Linked DNA regions of Homo sapiens: region 1 is linked to region 2. A link is a contact called in ENCODE Hi-C data. All regions are on one chromosome and are shown on one strand. The core of a region is the stretch at or near the end of the contact, and the rest is flanking DNA. Distances in the headings are between cores, read along the strand shown. Region 1 has its middle 29 kb from the start of HSD17B3-AS1. Region 2 has its middle 70 kb from the start of HSD17B3-AS1.

The links. Hi-C counts contacts between places; a loop is a spot of excess contacts on that map. Pooled maps may share reads with other maps.
Region 1: a map of Caco-2 shows a loop between it and region 2 (12-fold over the local background). The contact joins two enhancer-like sites. A Hi-C loop is called at or near these places in 4 of 168 maps with a recorded cell type or tissue (Caco-2, colonic mucosa, dorsolateral prefrontal cortex and 1 more), 1 of 37 single-sample maps with no recorded cell type and 2 of 50 pooled maps.

What each region holds. Positions count from the first base shown.
Region 1 is chr9:96,215,172-96,220,221 of GRCh38, forward strand. No RefSeq gene overlaps it. Among named protein-coding and RNA genes, the nearest start is that of HSD17B3-AS1, 29 kb to the right of the region's middle. RefSeq lists an enhancer at 2,838-3,057 and a silencer at 3,068-3,277. Within about 2 kb of position 2,925, at least 19 of the 41 ENCODE cell types and tissues checked have a DNase peak (open chromatin) inside an H3K27ac peak, as active enhancers do.
Region 2 is chr9:96,173,755-96,178,816 of GRCh38, forward strand. No RefSeq gene overlaps it. Among named protein-coding and RNA genes, the nearest start is that of HSD17B3-AS1, 70 kb to the right of the region's middle. Within about 2 kb of position 3,582, at least 3 of the 41 ENCODE cell types and tissues checked have a DNase peak (open chromatin) inside an H3K27ac peak, as active enhancers do.

The DNA of each region.
Region 1 (5,050 bases), core at 1,675-4,174, 41 kb after region 2:
CAGGGTACCAGGCTTTAGTTTGAAGCGTATGGACTTTATTACAGGGGAGCCCTGTGGACCGTATCTGACCACGCTGAGATCTAAGAACATTTTAGCCAAAAGGAGAACAGCATTAGAAGAGGGGATTGTCACCAGTGTGCAGGCTCACACCTCCGACTGACAGATGGCATAATTCCCTGGAATTTAAAGTTCCTGGAAAAGCAGAGGATGCAGTGTGGTTGATCTTCTGCTTCTCTTTCCGCGGCTGTTTTCACCCTCCTCTGCCTCATGAAAGAAGCTGACTGCACTCTGTACCTTCCCCGCTGCCATGACCCTTCCACTATGCTCTGGATAACCAGCTCACCTCCATGTGTTACAGAGCCCACTCAGCCTATTCTCCAGACAGGATCTGGAGGGTGCCCTCAAAATTAATCCGTCTGCAGTCCATTCCATCCACAGGAAAGCATTTCCTGCTCATCTGGCCAGTTTGGCTAATGGTGATTAAAAACCATTTTCATCTGCTTCACCTGCTGTTATCACCTGCTTCAAGATCTTGAGACTCTTGTAAATAACCATTTTCGACTTCAGTAACCATCTCCATGACCCCATGAGATCCAGCTCATAAGTCCTCCATTGCTTTCACTCGTACAGCACTTGGGTCACCAGCACTTGAGTTAGGGTCCATGGACTATGTTCAGTGTCCCACCTGTACCCCAGAACTCTGGGTTCCCTCGGCCATTTCTGCACCTCTGGCCTGAGAGCTTTCCCCCAGAACCTCAGAGGTCACTCTCACCATATGCCTGCAGGTGGCAGGAAGGCCTGAGGAACTGACACACACTGAGCACCTCCACTAGCAGCCCTGAATCAACTACTCTTAAGACTTGGTGTATACATACCCCAGCTCCCTTGCCTCTTGGGTTAGATAATTCTGAGAGGCGAGTTTCCCTGAGTTCCCATGGGATGGGGCTCCTTAGCACTTACCTTCCCTCCTTCCTCTCAGGCTTGTCCAGGAGGATGGGCAGGAGGCACTGAGCTCCCTGGTGGCCTTTGTGAGCACAAGGTCAACCCCAGACCCTTCCTTAGTTCCCAAGTGACTAGAGCCCGGACCTTCTGGGTGGCTGCCTTAATTTTCCCCTTGTCCTCCTGGAAGGAGGCCCCAGGATGTTGAATTCTGGAGGAGCTAAAAGGCTCCACTTAAAACTTCTCCCTCCTCCCTGGGCTAGACCTAAAAATTCTATTAGAATCACACCTCTGTTTCAGACAGAATCTCCACAGCACCCCCAGAGGAATGGGACAGGGGATGGGAGAGGTCGCGTGAGGCTTATCAGCCACAGGAACACGTCCTTCCAGCAGGGTTAGAGGATCCCAAAGAGAGCAGAGACTCCAGGGAAAAGAAGAAGAGCACGGAGTCAGCATGGAGACAGTGCTTATCTGCAGGCGGGGAGCCAGGAGGGATTCTTTGCCCTTCTTGACTATACTTTTCAAATTCTCTAAAATGTTTCAGAAATAAGATAATCACAAAGTCTGCAAGTATCCCCCCACAAGGTATAATCACTTTACAGTGGAGAACACAGCAGACATCACCTAACCAAGTGATAAAGGTGACATCTCCAGGAACGGCTGCTCCCTGGCAGAGGCAGGGGTGGGGGGTGCACCAGGAAGAACCCAGCACCGCCCCTGGGATTCCGAACAGTCTGATCCTGAGGGAACGTCAGACAAGCCCAAGTTCAGGGACTTCCTACAAGATAACTGGTCCATATGCTCAAAAATTGTCCAAGTCATGAAAAAATGAAGAAAATCTGAGAAAGTGTTCCAGATTAGAGGAGACTAAAGAGACGCAATAACTAACCCAAGGTGTGATTCAGCAAAGGCCCATTCATGGGCCTCGGGGAAATATGATGAGGGTCTGTGGAGGATAACACAACTATATCAATGTTAATTTCCTGATTCAGTCACAAGCCTGTGGTTATTTTGAGGGGAAATATAAACCAAGGCATTTATAGGGCATCAATGTGGGTGAAGGGTGCATGTGAACTCTTTGCATAATTTTTAAACTGCTTTTAGAAGCTTCAAATTATTTCAAAATAAAAAGTTAGAAAAGAAAAATGGCCATTAACTTTATAATCAGAAAAAAAAATGTTTTAGGACAAAAATATGTCTCTGGTCATAGCCTGTGCTGTGAATCCATGGAGTAGATTCTTGCTGTCAGCAAAGTTCCCAACAGCTGGAGAAGAACAAGGAACAAAAGCCGAGCTGCCCTCCTGAGCTCCCAGGGTCCCAGACACAAAGCTGGCCTCTCAGGCTTTACTGAAAGATAAGTGCTGATAAGGCCTGCGGGTCATCTTCGTCTACGCGGGCCCCCCAGCTCGCTGAGAGGGGCCCGCCCTTCCAGAGCTCAGCCAGACATAAGCCAGAGCAGAGCGTGTTTCTTTTCAGCTGAAAGCTGCAGCTGGTGCATCCACCCTGGGTATGAGCAGACTCGCAGCAGGGTGCCCACCAGAGTGGGGACCTGCAGATGCCCCTGCCCAGAGACGCCGGGAGGCCACAGCCCAGGTCTTCCGGATGGAGACAGAACTTCAGCATTCCGTTTGGATCAGTCCAGAAGAAAAAAAAAAAAAAAAAAAAAAAACAAGCAAAATCTCACTATCACTGCTACTAAAACAAGATAAGCTACAAAAACAACTAATGCAACTACTGGCTTACACCCAAGTCTCACCAAGTTCCCCATAATAACCAAATTCCCCGTAAGAACGGCCACAAGGGTGACCACACTGACTAGTTGTCCTAGCCTGGTTGACCACACTGACTAGTTGTCCCAGCGAAGTGTTGCTGGAAACATTGTCAAGGTAAGGTTTGTGCCTGGTCCCTCTTGAGGCCAGGGCTGGAGGTGGGCCCCTCCGTGCGAGCTGGCCGACTGGCAGACCTGGTTGCATCTGGGCAAAAAAAGGCCATCATCGCCATAGATGCTGGAAGCTGCTCTCTCGCCCACTTTAACTGTGGGGGCCTCGGCCCCCCGTTTTTTAACTACTGGAAGACGTAGCCCTGAGTCCAACCTCTTCCACGCCTGGCGACGCTGCTAAGAACGCGGAGCAGGGCTGGAGGGCTCAGCGCCGGCGGGCTCAGCGCCGGTGGGGGCAGGGCGCGGGTCCGGGAGCGGGCGCGGAGGCACGGAGCCACACTGCCCCCTGGCGGCCATCCCCTGCCCCGCCGGCACCGCCTCCGTGAGGCGGAAGGTTGAATGTCACCACTGCGTTGCTGAATTCCGGCTCAAGATTATTAGTGCGGGGGCATCGGGTCCATCCAGGGGAGGAGAACGTTCCTAATGCGGAGTCACAAGCCCTACCTTTAAGGTCTGGCTCTGGAACTCTGGGCAAGTTGCTTAAATTCTCTGTTCTCAGCTGCGAAAGGAGGAAAATAATTAAAGCCTGTGTTGTAAAGACCTCACTAGGCAATGTGTGCTCTACAGGCTTTCCCTGCCCCTGACGCAAAGACACACGCACAGAAAGCAAGATCATGAGGGATAGATTTTTTTTTTTTTTTTTGACAGAGTCTCGCTCTGTCGCCAGGCTGGAGTGCAGTGGCTCGATCTTGGCTCACTGCAACCTCCACCTCCTGGGTTCAAGCGGGTCTCCTGCCTCAGCCTCCCGAGTAGCTGGGACTACAGGCGCTCACCACCACGCCTGGCTAATTTTTGTATTTTTAATAGAGATGAGGTTTCACCATGTTGGCCGGGCTGGTCTCGATTTCTTGACCTCGTGATCCTCCCGCTTCGGCCTCCCAAAGTGGTTGGATAGGCTTCAGCCACCACGCCCGACCGAGGGTTAGATTTTAACCCAAACACTGTCCCTTCTAATGTTCTCCGCTGCCGCCCAGTGCAGCTCCCAACGCTGACCCGGGTTTCTGGGGTGGAAGCAGCAGAGGCGCCCCCACCCCCACTCCCGCGCTCCACCGAGCCGGAGGGCAGCCCAGGGGCAGCAGCCCCACAGTGGGGCCTGAACAGCGTCCGCGGACCCGACCCGCGCTGCGGCCGCGCTGCCCCGCTCCTCTGGGCGCCTCCCCGAGGGCCTCGCTCGTCTGACCCGCAGTACTCTCCGCCCTGCTCCTCGTGCCTTTGGTGGGCGCGTGGCTTCCGGCCTGCGGAGGCTGTGCCTCCTCGCCAAGGAGCCGTTCACAGCCGCGCGTTCGAAAACCCAGCCGCCGGCCGCGCGTCCTGGAGAAGGGGCACGGTCAACTCGCACGCCCTAAGGGCCGGGCCACCGGGGTCACTGCCCGGCCTGCGGGGGCCGTGCCTGGGGCGTAGGAGCAGCGCTCCTCCGCAGGCGCTATGCATGCCTGCGCCCTCCTGCAGGATGGGCCACGAGCCCAACTGCCAGGCGATCGGCCGAGACCCAGAAGGGTGAGAGGGGGAAGCCGCACCCTCTTCGTGGGTGCGATGCTGTGAACGTCTTCCTTCAAGGAAAGAGCTGCTTCTGGATTTTCCTTGAACTCCAGGAGGTGCTAAGAAAGCTTCGTGACTGTGGCAGATGCGGCTCAGCGGCCCCTCCCAACCCGCCCGCGCCAGTTGGGAAAGTGACTCCCCCGCTCCCCGCCAGTTGGGAAAGTGACTCCTTCCTGTGGGCAGAAGGCAGCGGACCTGGAGGGAGCCCTCGGGCTCTGAGAGTCACGCGGGGGGCGGCCTGCTCTCCCGCGCCCCCTAGCGGAGCATCGGCTCACACGCACCTGAGAGGTCGGAAGAGGCGGGCGCTTCTCTGCCTCCCCCACCCAGGCCCCTTGCAGTTTGTATGCCCTCACCCTGGATAAAAGATTTTGGTTCAACTAGAACTATCTTTTCTAGATCTCATTCCTTTATAACTTTTTTGCTCACAGGAAAAAAACAGGATTATAAAGCCTCTGGAATACGGTCACAGTCGCCAGACTGGGCCCTAGGAGGGCTGAGTTCCTCATTCATTGTTGGTAGAAATATAAAATGGTATGACCCCCTTCCTTTGGAAAATAGTTTGGAGTTTCATAAAATTTTAAACATACACCTGTCATCTGACCCAGCCATTCTACTCCTAGGTATTTACTCAAG
Region 2 (5,062 bases), core at 2,332-4,831:
AATCGCTTCGAGCGTGTAGGAAACAACATGTGCTAATTCCTGGCACCTTTCGGTTTCCCTTTTCCTTTGGCCTCTGAAACAGCCATGGCTGCAGGCAAGTCCCTCTTTGAGGAGCAGACTGTCCGCATGCTCTGTGAAGATAAGGCATGCAAAACCAGGCATGGGCTGAGGCAGGAAAAGCATCCTGCACGGAAGAAAACCTAACACTTCCATATTTGGTGAATAAACACACAGCATCAGAGAATTTGAAATTCTACAACTAAGACTGTAACAGAGTCACAAGATTGGAATATTTAAGGCATTGCTCTTAAATATTCTTGGTCTACCTCTTGGTAAACCAAGAGGTCAGAGATTATCCCATGACCAGTTGGAGCTTTGGGAATTCATTTCACCTCTCTGAGCCTCAGATCTCCCATCGGTCAAAAGGAAGGGATTGGACTCAAGTTATCTAGGGCTGACACTGCCCACCATTCATGTGTACTGTGTACGATCTTATCAAATAAGTAACTTATTAATTTTCTAGAGCTATACCATGACTGTCCCATAGGACCATATTAAATAAAGAGAAGATGGATGAGCAGTGGACAATCATGTCATCAATGACCAACACTTTCAACATTTAACTTCTATTGTTTTAAAATAATCAATTCCAGCTGCGATGAAGGAGTCCTCCTACACTTCCAGTTTAAAATGCAGGGCTTATCCCAGAGGAGCAGAGGCAAAAGTCCCAGTTATGGTGACAAGTTTGCCTCCACCACACATTTCCAGCGTTTGTCTGTTTTAAGGATGATCTGTTCAGCTCCGTGAAGCAGAAGACATTGGGTAACAGAGCAGAAATAGCTGCCTTCAGCTGATTGAGTGAACTGACACTAATGATTAATGTATACATTATGGGGCTGGGGTGGTGGTTCATGCCTGTAATGCCAACACTTTGGGAAGCTGAGGCAGGAGGATTGCTTGAGCCCAGGAGTTCAAGACCAGCCTAAGCAACATAGTGAGACCCTGTCTCTACAAAAAATATTTTAAAATCAGCTGGGCATGCTGCTATGTGCCTATGATCCAGGCTACTCAGGAGGCTGAGGTGGGAGAATGGCTTGAGCACAGGAGTTCAAGGCTGTGGTGAGCTATGATCGTGCCACTGCACCCCAGCTTGGGAGATAGGCTGAGACCCCATCTTAAAAAGCAAACAAACAAAAAAGTATACAGTATGAAAAAGTTTTCTTTCAAACTTTAATAACATCAGCCTTAGATACAAAGGGAATCACTTATTCCTGGCAATGGAAAGCAAATGCATCACACCTCAAAGCTGCTCAGCTGTTGAGATTAGGGTATGATCAAAGCAATGTCCAAGCTGCAGCTTCACCTCTCTGAGCCTCAGATCTCCCATCAGTCAAAAGGAAGGGATTGGACTCAGGTTATCTAGGGCTGAACCTGCCCACCATTCATGTGCACTGTGTACAATCTTATCAAATAAGTAACTTATTAATTTTCTAGAGCTATACCATGACTGTCCCATAGGACAATATTAAATAAAGAGAGGATGTCCCTACACACTGCACAAGCTAAATCCATGTCTGCCCTCTTCACCACTGCCGAACTAGTGCCTGCACAGAATGGGCCCTCAATGTTGATTTATTGAATGAACACATGAATTACCTACTTTACAAGGTTGTGCACATGAATCTCCAATGCTTTAGAAACAAGATAACTTGGGTGGTTAGTAGAATTGAAATATTTCTTAACTATGGGAAGAAAATTCAATTTACAGTTAAATGACACATAGATCGTTTCTATCCCATCTTCAGACTAAACTGAAATTTATCAAATGGCTCAAAGTAGACCCTATATTTGAAATACAATTACAAGTAATTTTGAAAAAAAAATCTACACTTTTATTTTTCACCACTTTGACCACCACTTCAATAGGCAAATAATGAAGTCAGTGATTAATGTGAGAAGGAAACCTTTTGTACAGGTATTTAACATCCTTTTACTACTCGTTTTAAGTCTGTTTTTAACATAGGGTACTGATAAGTTTGGGATTTTTCTAATTCTAAGCTCTTTAGCAGAAAACAGAAAACAGCTGAGAGCAGAAGACTTTAATCTTGTCCTACTGAAGACTGGGAGGGAAAATAGAAACACTCTCATCTCTAGATGTCAAAAGGGAAGGCTAAAGACAAGAGAAGTTGTTGATTGGAAGCACAATTTCTCCTGCTCAGAAAACAATACTATCTAAGGAAACAGAAGATATGTAGCTAATTCTGTCCATGAAAGAAAAGGAACCCTTGGAATTTAGAGATAACTAATCAATTCTTTTCTGGAGTTAGCAGAAAGTCAGAGAGAGATTATCCAAAGACATTTGAAGATCACAGGGAACTTTAAAGGCTAAAGAGCTGCAGCTTTACAGAGCTGTAGTACTACATGTGAAAGAACCAAATATTCCTTATTTAAAACAACATAGGAAAATGTGGGGGGAAGGTAATAACTGTCAAATTTAATCTGAGATTTGCATGAAAGTGCTTATATTCCTTTAAATCTTGCTCTGAAATTCATTATGCTTTAAAATTAAAGGGCATTTAAACATTCTTTTAAATACCAATATTAGAAGGTATTATGTTTTTGGTTTTAATAAGTTATATTTTAAGAAAAAAAACAGCTTAACTACATAGGAAAATGGTCCATATTCTTTTTACCTCAGTCAACCGCAGCTATAGGAAGCCCACTCTTTGGTCCACAGAGCTCGACTCAGGAATCCCCATTCCTGAGTAACACATGCATCAATACACCCAGGAAATAAAGGTTTCCCATGAGCATCTCAGAAACCTGGGAATGATGAGAAGTGTCTCTAGCATTGCGAACATGCCTTTGACATTTCCTATCTAAACTCTTAGTCTTCCTGGCTGAGTAGATGAGTCGCCATTCTCAAGACAAGTATAAAATGCAATTCAAATTCACATCTACTGAGTTTCCATAATTATAAGATTTAAGTTATAAGATTTGCATAATATTTATCGAATGTCTGCTATACACAGAGGACTGTGCAAAACATCTCTAAGGAAAGGAAGATGATCAAGACATAGGTCTTGATCTTCAGGGAACTTATCGGCTACCAGAGAAGAAAAAATGTATGCACAAATAATATCAAACTATGTCAGTATGTTCCTTAAGGGAGGTGCAGAGTTCAGAAGGTAGCATATAGAGGGAGGTTTAGGGGTGATACGTGGAGCCACTCTCATTTGTGCCAGATCTTGACAAGTAGGAGGGAATTTAGGGGAAGGAGCGATGACACAAAGCCATGGAGTTTATTGGTTAAAGCTGGAAATCACAGCCCACGGCCAAATCCAGCCAACAGATGTGTTGTGTTTGGCCACAGCAATGTTTTTAAAAAATTTGAATCGGTCACCAGCATCTTAAAATTGAGATTTCACATACAATTCTGGACCTTGCAGCTTCTCTTTAAAAACTCAGCTGTTGACACTGGGTGCACATCCCCACATAATCCTAAGAGCCAGCTGGAGCTCCACAGCAGCTGCTCGCCTAAGACAGGGCACACAGCTCACCAGGGCACTGTGATCCCCACGCTGCCCGCCTCAGCCTTGTGAGTGTCCTGAGTCTCCTGCGGGAGGCAGCCTTGTGACTCCTGATTTAAAGTCTGAGGGTGGGTCAGACCAATGCTGGTAAAAGTTTAACAACAGACACTCTCTTGAAAAAAAAAAAAAAAAAGTAAAGATCTGATTGTAGCATTTGCCAATTTCTATTGTATAAATACTGCCACCGTAGCCTATTTCAAGCTCCCAACATTAGGTCACTGAAACTGGAGCTAGGGAAGAGATGCACGCAATTGGCTCTCACAGGCTGGTGAGAGCCAGCCTCAGCACACTGCTCGGTCACATAGACCTGAGGGCAAATGCAGACCCCCTAAGGAAGTTTCTTACCTCCACATGCCAATGTCCTCCTGTATTAACAAGGAGAAATCGTTGCCTGCCTGCTAGTACTATTGTGGGGTTTAAATAATTTCCAGTTCATCAGCTCACCATTCAAATAGCCTCCTGTTTAATCCTTGCCCTGAGGTTTTTGTCAATGCTGCATTTTTTATTTTTAAAGTTTAGATTTTTTTTTCCGCATGTTTCTGTTATTTCTAAATAACATTTTGTTTTTGCCTTCTACAGGGCCGTGATGTAGGTATTCCAGGCATCCTGTTGCCTGTGTTCCTCCAGTGTGAGATCTCTGGGCATTGCCTCTGCACACTATTTCAGACTGCTTGATTTCCACGGCAATTAGAAGTTTTTCATGAGAAATTATCTTGGGAAAGAGGTTTTCAGCAGCAGCATTGTTGCCTCTGCTACGACACATTGTAGGCACGCAGGTCTAACCCAAGTTTTTTATTAATTTATCAGCTCGGGCTTCCCACAGTGCCTGAGTAGTGTGGGCCCCCAACTGCAGGAGGGCAGCCTCTGCTTTACATTTTCAGGAGGCTCTTCTTCTTCCCCAGCCCTGAATGGGCAACGCTTCTTTGTCTGAGCCAGGGAGTGGACAGTTCTTACAGACCCCGCCTCTTTGCAGGACCCCCTTCCAGCTCCCCACCGGCCTGGCGCCAAGGCCCTCGCCCCACGGTGCGCCCCTGGCTCCAGCCCTCTCCCTGACTCTCAGTCCAGTCCTGCTCACCATGCTGACTTTGCTTCAGGGACCTGGGGATTCCCTCTCTGACTTTTGAGTGCACTATGAATTTTGGGGTTAAAATTGTTACATTTGGGCAGCAGGAGGGGACTGGATGTCTGTATGGAATGAAGAACACAGCTCCTGGCACACAGGGGGACTCCACAAACAGGGGACTGTCCTCTGGGAGCAGGAAGAGGCACAGCACAGTCCGTTTACAGGGATGTGGGGCCATGCCGGGCCACAGAAAAGGTGGGCGCCATCCAGGGCATGGGATGGGAAGGAGGCCGTGCTTGGGAGTTTAGAAGATGGCCTCAGACCAGGGACATTGAGGAGTTCTGAGCAGAAGACTCCATGCAGAAGTTCTGCCTTTACAATTTGATTCTGGAAGCAAAAGCAGGAAGGT